2 separate regions of the Homo sapiens genome follow, and region 2 is linked to region 1. A link is an interaction called in ENCODE POLR2A ChIA-PET data of the cell type or tissue named here. Cell type or tissue: endothelial cell of umbilical vein. All regions are shown on one strand. Links, peaks and the distances in the headings refer to the core of each region. The heading gives the core; the rest is flanking DNA. Region 1 has its middle 7.0 kb from the start of MLIP-AS1. Region 2 overlaps MLIP (muscular LMNA interacting protein).

Region 1 (4,410 bases), core at 285-4,284:
GTAAGGAAAGGAAAGGTTTAGATTATGTTTAATAACACTGATTTTAGAGAATTAGCATTTTTGTTTTTAGCTAAAGTTTGAAAAGACACAGGTAGAGATCTATTTTTCTTTTACACAAAATAACTGAAATGGTTCATAATTATCCACATAAAAATGGACACACATTGTCACAATTGTTTATATAGTGTCCTAACAATCCCTGAGTTATAATAATTAGTTTTAGCACACATTCAAGAATGCTCTTCTTTCACTGTTTTTTTGGAGATAAATTATAAGGAAAAAATTATACTACTTATTGAAAAGGGGAGAGTGATAGTCCAAGATAGAAATATGAGAAAACATTGTGACAAATTATAAATATAAAATTCTAGAATGAGGGAATAAATTGGAGTGCAGAGCTGAATCTCTATTGGTTTCTAAAGTGAATCTGAGGTTTATTTCAGAGGATAAAGGAATAGTGGTGAATGAGGTCTCATATTAATATGCTGGTCTACTTTGAGGTATTGTAAGAGGGAGATATGTGGATTGGGGAAATTGTTGGCTCAGTCTGAAAGTAAATGAATAAAAAATATGGTGGTCATTTCAGAGCATTGTTGACTGCTAAGTGCTTTGTGCATCATCTTCTCACAAAAGTGAGCACTTATATTAGCCCCATTTTATAATGAAAGGACCTAAGACTAAGAGCAGTGATAGTGTGCTGGGAACACAGAACTAGAAAATGGCAATAGCAGGACTTGATCCTAGGTATTCCTGGCTCTGATACCCATACCTTAAGCACCACTATGTTTTGTACTGGGTTGAACCATGTGGAATTCCCATTTTGTAGTTCAAAACAGTCAAAATGTCAGCTATTTCACAAGGTAAAAGAATATGCTCAGAACCATAATTTTGGGATGTTAAAGAGATGATATTTATATTTTTCTACCTTTAAACTTCATATGAAAATGAATAGCATTTATGATGTCTTTTCTTTCATGGTTTAGAGAAATTATCTTTTTTCTCCTACTTCTCATTCTGGGAAAATGCAATATAAAGTTTAAATTAATAGTCTTACTTACATAGGCAGGGACTTGTGCAAAATCTCATTATAAAGTTCAAGTGACATGATATTAATTTCTTGATTTACCATAGCAGGTGGTTGTGAAATTAAAATGAAAGAAAGTAATGCCAAATTGCAGAATGCTATCATGATTACTAGCTTTGTGACTGTGGGCAAGTAACTGAACTTAATTTAGTCATATTAATCTAATATACCTTGTAGAGTTGTTGTGCAAATTAAATTAGAAAATGCATGTAAAGAGCTTAGCACAGTGCCTAGCTGAATAAAATTTCCTTGTTACAATTTTTATTTTATTTCCAGATTTTTAAGTGTCTATTTGAGAATTGAATCCAGGTGGGAGATTCTGAGATGTCTGACTGATACAAGTGCACTAGTGGCTAATATAATAAATAATGCAGGAATGACTTTAAATGAAGCATGGACAAGTACTCTCAGGCTGTTTAAACCTTGGCTCTACTATCTAAGCCTGTGGTGCTGTTTATGAGCAAAGCATAATTCAGAGTTTAGATTTTCTTTAATGGAAACCATCCAAATTTGCCATCTGAGCCACAAGGGAGAAATGTACCTATGTGCCACTCACTGGTGCTCAGGAATGTGGCATATGTACAAGTTTGCTTTTTTTTCACAAAAACACCAAAGTGGTGAAAGTTCTTAGCAACCCATTAAAAAGGCTCTCTTGCTGAAAGACTCCTTTTCTTATCAGCGCTCTCACAAGAATTTACATCCCACACTGAGTCATGCAGTAAGTTTAGTGCTTCCCGGCAAGCAGCTTAGAGTCAAGTTCTGCAGCTATTCTTAGCTGCTCCACACCCTGTAATAGATGGAAGACACTGTATGAACTTGCAAATGACACATTGTACCGATGACAAACAGGGTGGATTGTGTCAGATTGAGTTTCGAAGTCTCTACTTTCTTTCGTGTATTAAGGACAGTGGGGAAAAAAAGGCAAAAAAAAAAAAAAAAAATGACGGGTCTCCTTGAGATTCAGTACTGTATCGGATATAGCATCCTGTAATGGAATGTGAACTGAAAGCAGAAACATACATTTTTGCAATTCACTGAATTTTCACTCTGTTCCTATCCATATTCAGGGCTAGATTAAAGATATCAAAGCAATAATAGTCAATATTTCACTTGCAAGATCTCATTGTGATCATGAATAATATAGAAATCATGCTTTGCTTTTGAATGGTAAGTAGAACGTTGCATTATCATGTGCAAGATAACATTTTCTCTGGCAGCTTCCCGTTAAAGTCAGTGTGCTTGTATAAAGCATCTTTTCTCTAACGAGGTAATTGTTCCCACCCTTTCCTACCCATTTTCTCAAGGAGCCAGACCTCTCCTAACGCAGAAGTAATTCACATAAGTATATTAGTTACAGTGCTTATCACATTGTTTCATCACTATCTTTTTTTTTTTTTTGAGACGGAGTCTCGCTCTGTCGCCCAGGCTGGAGTGCACTGGCTTGATCTCGGCTCACTACAAGCTCCGCCTCCTGGGTTCACGCCATTCTCCTGCCTCAGCCTCCCGAGTAGCTGGGACTACAGGCGCCCGCCACCACGCCCAGCTATTTTTTTGTATTTTTAGTAGAGACGGGGTTTCACTGTGTTAGCAGGATGGTCTTGATCTCCTGACCTCGTGATCCGCCTGTCTCGGCCTCCCAAAGTGTTGGGACTACTGGCGTGAGCCACCGCACCCGGCCTCATCACTATCTTTTTTATATGTCTGTTTCCTGAGTACACTTTTTCCTTCTATGTGTCCCCAATGTGTAACATGATCCCGGGCACACAGCAGGGATTATTTATCAATATAAGCATACAAATATGTGTATATATATTGAAAATGAGGTTATATCATATATGTTTTCATAATGTGGTTTTCAAAAATCTAACAGACTTATGGTAGAAATTTTACATGCTAGTAAATGTAGAAATCTATATTTTCAAAATATCTTATTTTATGGAAGTATCATAAACTATTTACCTAGTCCTCTCTTATTGGGCACATAGTTAATTATTCAGAAAAAACTACATTGAAGTGTGTTTTCATTCAGTCCCTGTTCATTCATTAATTTAGTCAACAAATATTAGTTGCCTTATATTTTTCAGGCACTGTTTAAACTCTGGGAATATCATGGCAAATCAACATTTGAGTGAGGGGAAAGAGACAATAAAATAAACAAAAATATAACAAACATGGAACACATAATAAATATGATTATTAAAATATATATTCTATATTCAAAGGTGATCAGTAGCATGGAGAAAAATTAAATGGGGAATATTGGAAGGACATTTATAATAAGGTGATCAGGGACTGCCGAGAAGGTGACATTTCAGTAAAGACCTGAAGGAGGAGTGCCTGCTAAACTCCTTGAGGGCAGAGATCATGTCTCTTTTGCTTACCCTTATGTGGCAATTCCTGCTTTCATGAAGCTTAGAATCTAAGGTCTAATTTGATGTGGGTTATCTGTGAGTTATTACCAGGTAAATGGTTGTTGCACTTTACATATTTATATATTTTTTTAATATTTTAAAACTTCTCTACGACAACCATATGCCACTTTTAAATTTTAAAATGACATCTTAATTTTAAAAATATTTGGTTAAATTATTTTGTTAGAGTCATCATACTGTGGACATGTCATGTCTACAAGCATCCTACCCATCAGCTTTGTTTACGTGAATTATTTGAACTAAAACTCATCCATCATGCACCTAGGTAGTCCTTTTCTTGACCTAAGTGCATGACTTTGCCTTTTCATCTTTCAGTTTTGGCTCTAAGTTGACCAAGTTTGAGGAATTGAAAGATTTCATGAAAAGCTGAAATAGGACACGCTGTACAGAGGCTTGAACGTGAAAGGTCAAGCAGACCTTTGGGAGCAATTCATAAAGGCTTTTGCTAATCTGTTTTAGCTTCCCTTCCTCATTTTTGGGAAGATGTTGCTTTCTCCCTTTGTTGGAGGTCATTCTGCTCCCTGTACCTGTGATAGATTGCTCTATGAATTGATGCACTAGGGAATACTTGCAGAAGTAAACAGTAGGAGACCCAGGAGTGAGAGACCTCTTCTACTTCTGAGAGAATACTTTTATATTTTCGTGTCGTGTGTTTTTAGTTTTCTCTGTGATACTGAAAAATCCCCAATCTTCTATATGCAGAAAAATGCTAAAACCCATCTCTAGAAGCTTGCCAGCAAGAATGCCTTTATTTCCACAGCTATTATCCACATCGATGTACAATTCCTAGCTCTTTTTAGTGAAACATTTCTCTTATGGAGTGAAGAAGAAGGTTTAAAAAGTATTTTCAATTGAAGGAAGAAAGAAAAGAATTTTCTTAGTAGTTCATAATAT
Region 2 (4,410 bases), core at 94-4,093, 130 kb after region 1:
CTTGGCTGTTCTTTGTTTGCCTTTGGCATCAAGTCTTTGGGAGATGAAAAGGTTTCTCCAAAGCTGGCTTTGGGCAAGTGGTGCCTTGTGTAGGAATTTGTCTTTCAATGGATTTCAAATCCTTACCTTTACTTGGTCTTTAACTCTTTTAGTTTCTATATAACTTAATTATTTAATTTATTTTTTTGAAATAAATTTTTTTTACCTTCATAATTTTTTGACTGCTCTATTAGTTTTTTAAGTTTCTTTTTTTGAAGGATGCAGTAATGGCTAAAGCCCATCTCTCTCTTTCTCTCATTATTTTTTCTTATATGATTAAAACAATGTCAAAGGCTGTAGAATATGGATTACGAATTTTTATTTCACACAAGAGCCATTCTTATACTCATCTCAAATGTTACTCTTCCCAGTTGGTGTAAAACTGGAGCGATATGAATGATCAAAATTTTAATGTTGTTCAAATCCAATTTCAAATTTATTTTTAGGTACTTCAAGTTTCTTCTCCACCTTTATTCAGGTGATGCAGGTGTTCAAATGTAGCAACCTTTTCCCATCATCTGCTTAGTTCACCACACAGTATCTCCTCACATTTTGGAAAATAATTGCTACAATATTGATGACATAATTATAGCTATAACTTCTAATAAACAGCATTAACCTGTATTAGACATGCACAGGGTGGCTTCTCAAAGGATTGGATGTAATTGGATTCATTGAAAAAACCTGGTTACTTTAGTGATAAAACATATAAGTCACTATTCTTCCTCTTTGCTAAGGACAAATCTGTAATAGTATTATGCATATCCACTCCACATTGTGGTTTACATTTAATTTTGCACTTTCTCTGGGAAGTTTCTGATAGCAGTGATACGGAGTTCATAATACTGGATGAAATAAAAATGTCTGGGGGTGTCTAAAGCATCTTATTATTATGTCATGATTCCCAATGAAGGAATTTGGGGGATTTATAGAGATTGGATAAAAAGATATTTAGATTTTTTCCTAATTTAATTAATATGTTTGAGCCTTTTCTCTCTTTTCCCCATGATAATAATTTGGAATTATTTAGTACAATATACTAAAAAATATTAGTAATACAAATTGTAAAGTGAAACTTTATTGTTAATATGTAACTTCTTTCCTATAATTATTGAGGTAGAAATTTAGCCTTTTTTTTCAGTTATGATGCATTTAATTCAGCATATTTCACAGAAGCTATTCATTTAACTTAGGGGATCAATAGAGAATGCTTTCATTATTGCAATAAGAAAAAATTGTTAAATGGTATAAAACCTAAGATTTTAGAAGAAATCATTATTATTACCTATATTCCATTATGAGGTTAATAATGAAAACTTAGGTGAACTGACAAAAACACCATGATGGATATTCTGAAGGGTAATTTTCCTAAACCTCAGTGCACACTAACCTGGCCCACAGCAATTAGAGAAGCGGAGCACTTAGCCAAGACACCCTACTGCCATCAAGCAACCAGGAATGGCAGCAAGCAGTGGTACCTGTAAAGAATGACATGAGTCAAAACCCAGAAAACAAACATTGTTAGACACTGTGTACAAAGGACTTCATCATTTGTACACAAAGCCTCATCATTGTTTGGTGATTCATACTCCTATATACTTGGTGATAACATGGAACCATGAGGCTTTCAGTTTTCAGTTATTGTTGATCTCTCAGAGATTAAAACAATAATGATACATCAAAATAAGCTCTGAAATATTTGCAATTTCAAAAATAGAAATATTTTAGGAACATAACTTATTGTATTTTAGCCAAGCATATTTATAATTATTCATCTGTATGCTGACCAGTTCCTGTCAAAATGGAAGGCTAAGCTGGTGTGAAAGTTTAGCCTCCCATGTAAATGCAGAAATGCTCGATAAAACATAAGTAATCCCTGGATGCCATAAATGAAGTGGGACTTCCAAGTTTGTATTAGCCCATTTTCATACTGCTATAAAGAACTGTCTGAGACTGGGTAATTTATAAAGAAAAGAGGTTTAATTGAGTCGCAGTTCTGCATGGCTTGGGAAGCCTCAGGAAACTTATAATCATGGGAGAAAATGAAGGAGAAGCAAGGACTTTCTTCACATGGTGGCGAGAGAGAGAAGTGTAGGCAAGAGCAAACAACCCCTTATAAAAACCATCAGCTTTTGTGAGAACTCACTCTCCATCATGAGATCAGCATGGGGGAACTGCCCTCATGATCCAATCACTTCCCACCAGTTCCTGCCCTCAACATGTGGGGATTATGTGGATTATAATTCAAGATACGATTTGGGTGGGGACACAAAGCCTGACCATATCAAGGTTAGAATACTAAAAAGAACCTAAAGTTCTTGTAGAACATGTGTGCATCAGACCCTAGGTGCCAGGACCCGAGAGCTTAGGTTCTAACTTTCACTGTGTAACAAGTTTAAGACCTATATGGGAATCTATTGCATAATTCTATAACCTACAAGGCCATATTGACCATGAAGCATGAAAAAGAAAAAAGATAATTTAAAAAATAATCCCTACCCTACATTCTTGGGTGATAAGAAAAAGTCACCCATGAGAAAACAGGACTCCAAACCTATGACAGTGTGGGGATTATGTGATAATGTGGGGATCTGCCATCTAGAGATTTAGGAAAATCAGGATGAGGCAATAAAATGGTAACTGGTCCAGAACCTGTGCAACTCCTAAGGCCCCCATGAGGGCAAATGTACTGCAGGGATGGTTTCTAAACCAGGGCTTCTTGGATATCTAAAGAAATCCAAATTACCAAAATTACTCAAAATAGAAAATAAAAAGCACACAAAATAACTAAAGAACATCATGAGGGAGGGACATGACAGAGAATCAGCAAATACAAGCAACATGGTATTTAACGAGGGGGGACTATAACAAATCTGGAAAAATACCATATAAATATATTTAAAACATTAAACATTATAACGTGTTATAGATATTATAAGATAAGCTTTGAAAAAGAACCAAGTAAAACTTCTAGAAGTGAAAAGTCAATTATTAAGACGTTAACTTCAATTGCCATGTTAAACATACTAACATGCAGTTAAAGAAAAATAAGTTAACTATCAGGCTTATATGCAAAAACCATCCAGAATACAGTATAAAGTGACAAAAATATAAAAACGAGTTTGAGATAAATGGGAGAGGATTTCAGAAGGCCCAAAATACAGTCATGCTTTGCTTAACTATAGGGAGATGGTCTGAAAAACACATCACTAGGTGATTTCATCATTATGTGAGCATCAAAGTGTATATACCAAGACCATCCTGGCCAACATGGTGAAACCCCATCTCTAATTAAAAAAATACAAAAAATTAGCCAGGTGTGGCAGCACGCGCCTGTACTCTCAGGTATTCCGGAGGCTGAGCCAGCGGAATCACTTGAAACTGGGAGGCAGAGGTTGCAGTGAGCCGAGATTGCACCACTGCAATCCAGCCTGGTGACAGAGGGAGACTCCGTCTCAAATTAAAAAAATGTATATACATTAACCTAGTTGGTATAGCCCACTAATAGTATTTATGTATCTAAACATAGAAAAGGCATGGTAAAAATACAGTGTAAAAGATAAAAAGTGGTACATCTGTATAGTGCACTTGCCATGAATGGAGCCTGCAGGACTGGAGGTTTCTCTGGGTGAATCAATGAGTTAGTGGTGAGTGAATGTGAAGAACTAAGGTTATTACTGTACACTACTGTAGACTTTTAGCTACATTAAGTTTATGTTTTTCTTTCTTCAACAATAAATTAACCTTAGCTTACTGTAGGTTTTTTATTTTATAAACTTTTTAATTTTTAAAACTTTTTGACTCTTTTGTAGGAACATGTAGCTTGAAACACAAATGCATTTTACAGCTGTCCAAAAATATTTTTTACACTCTTATTCTATAAGTTTTTTCTATTTCAAATTTTTATTTTTTATTTATTATACTCTTTAAGCTTTTTTTGTTAAACACCAAGACACAAACATACACATTAGCTTAGGCCTACACAGAGTCAAGATAATTAAGACGTTACTAGGTGACAGGAATATTTTTGGCTCCACTATAGTCTTATGGGACCCCTGTCATACATGAGGTCCATCATCAACTGAAACATCATTGTGTGGCACATTACTATATATTTAATAGAAGATCAATAACTAGAGCTTAGATATAATGGGAGAAAGGCAGCATTTGAAGAGATAGTCATGTAGGATTTTTCAGAAGATATGCATACTCAGAATAAAAGAACATACCAAGACCCCCAAAACACAAGAAAAAGAAATCTACACCAAGGCACATCATAGTGAAATTACAGAATATCACGGAGGTAAACTTTAAATGTTAATCAAATTTGAAGACAGAAGATCCTCCAAGTTACAACATTTATGCCAACAA

What was found. ChIA-PET counts read pairs that join two places held together with the same protein. Peaks named below come from ENCODE experiments on the same cell type or tissue, not always from the same donor. Only the 100,000 strongest peaks of a DNase experiment are listed, where the experiment ranks them.
Region 2: POLR2A ChIA-PET joins it to region 1 with 9 read pairs; 2 of 35 experiments call an interaction of 5 or more read pairs at or near these places.

Annotation. Positions count from the first base shown.
Region 1 is chr6:54,052,424-54,056,833 of GRCh38, forward strand. It overlaps a transcript of MLIP not described here. Among named protein-coding and RNA genes, the nearest start is that of MLIP-AS1, 7.0 kb to the left of the region's middle. In endothelial cell of umbilical vein, for the core only: no CTCF peak of the experiment used is centred there; a DNase peak (open chromatin) is centred at 1,798; H3K4me3 peaks cover 298 bases.
Region 2 is chr6:54,184,510-54,188,919 of GRCh38, forward strand. The region is part of intron 9 of MLIP (muscular LMNA interacting protein); the gene reads left to right. Among named protein-coding and RNA genes, the nearest start is that of MLIP, 75 kb to the left of the region's middle. In endothelial cell of umbilical vein, for the core only: no CTCF peak of the experiment used is centred there; no DNase peak of the experiment used is centred there.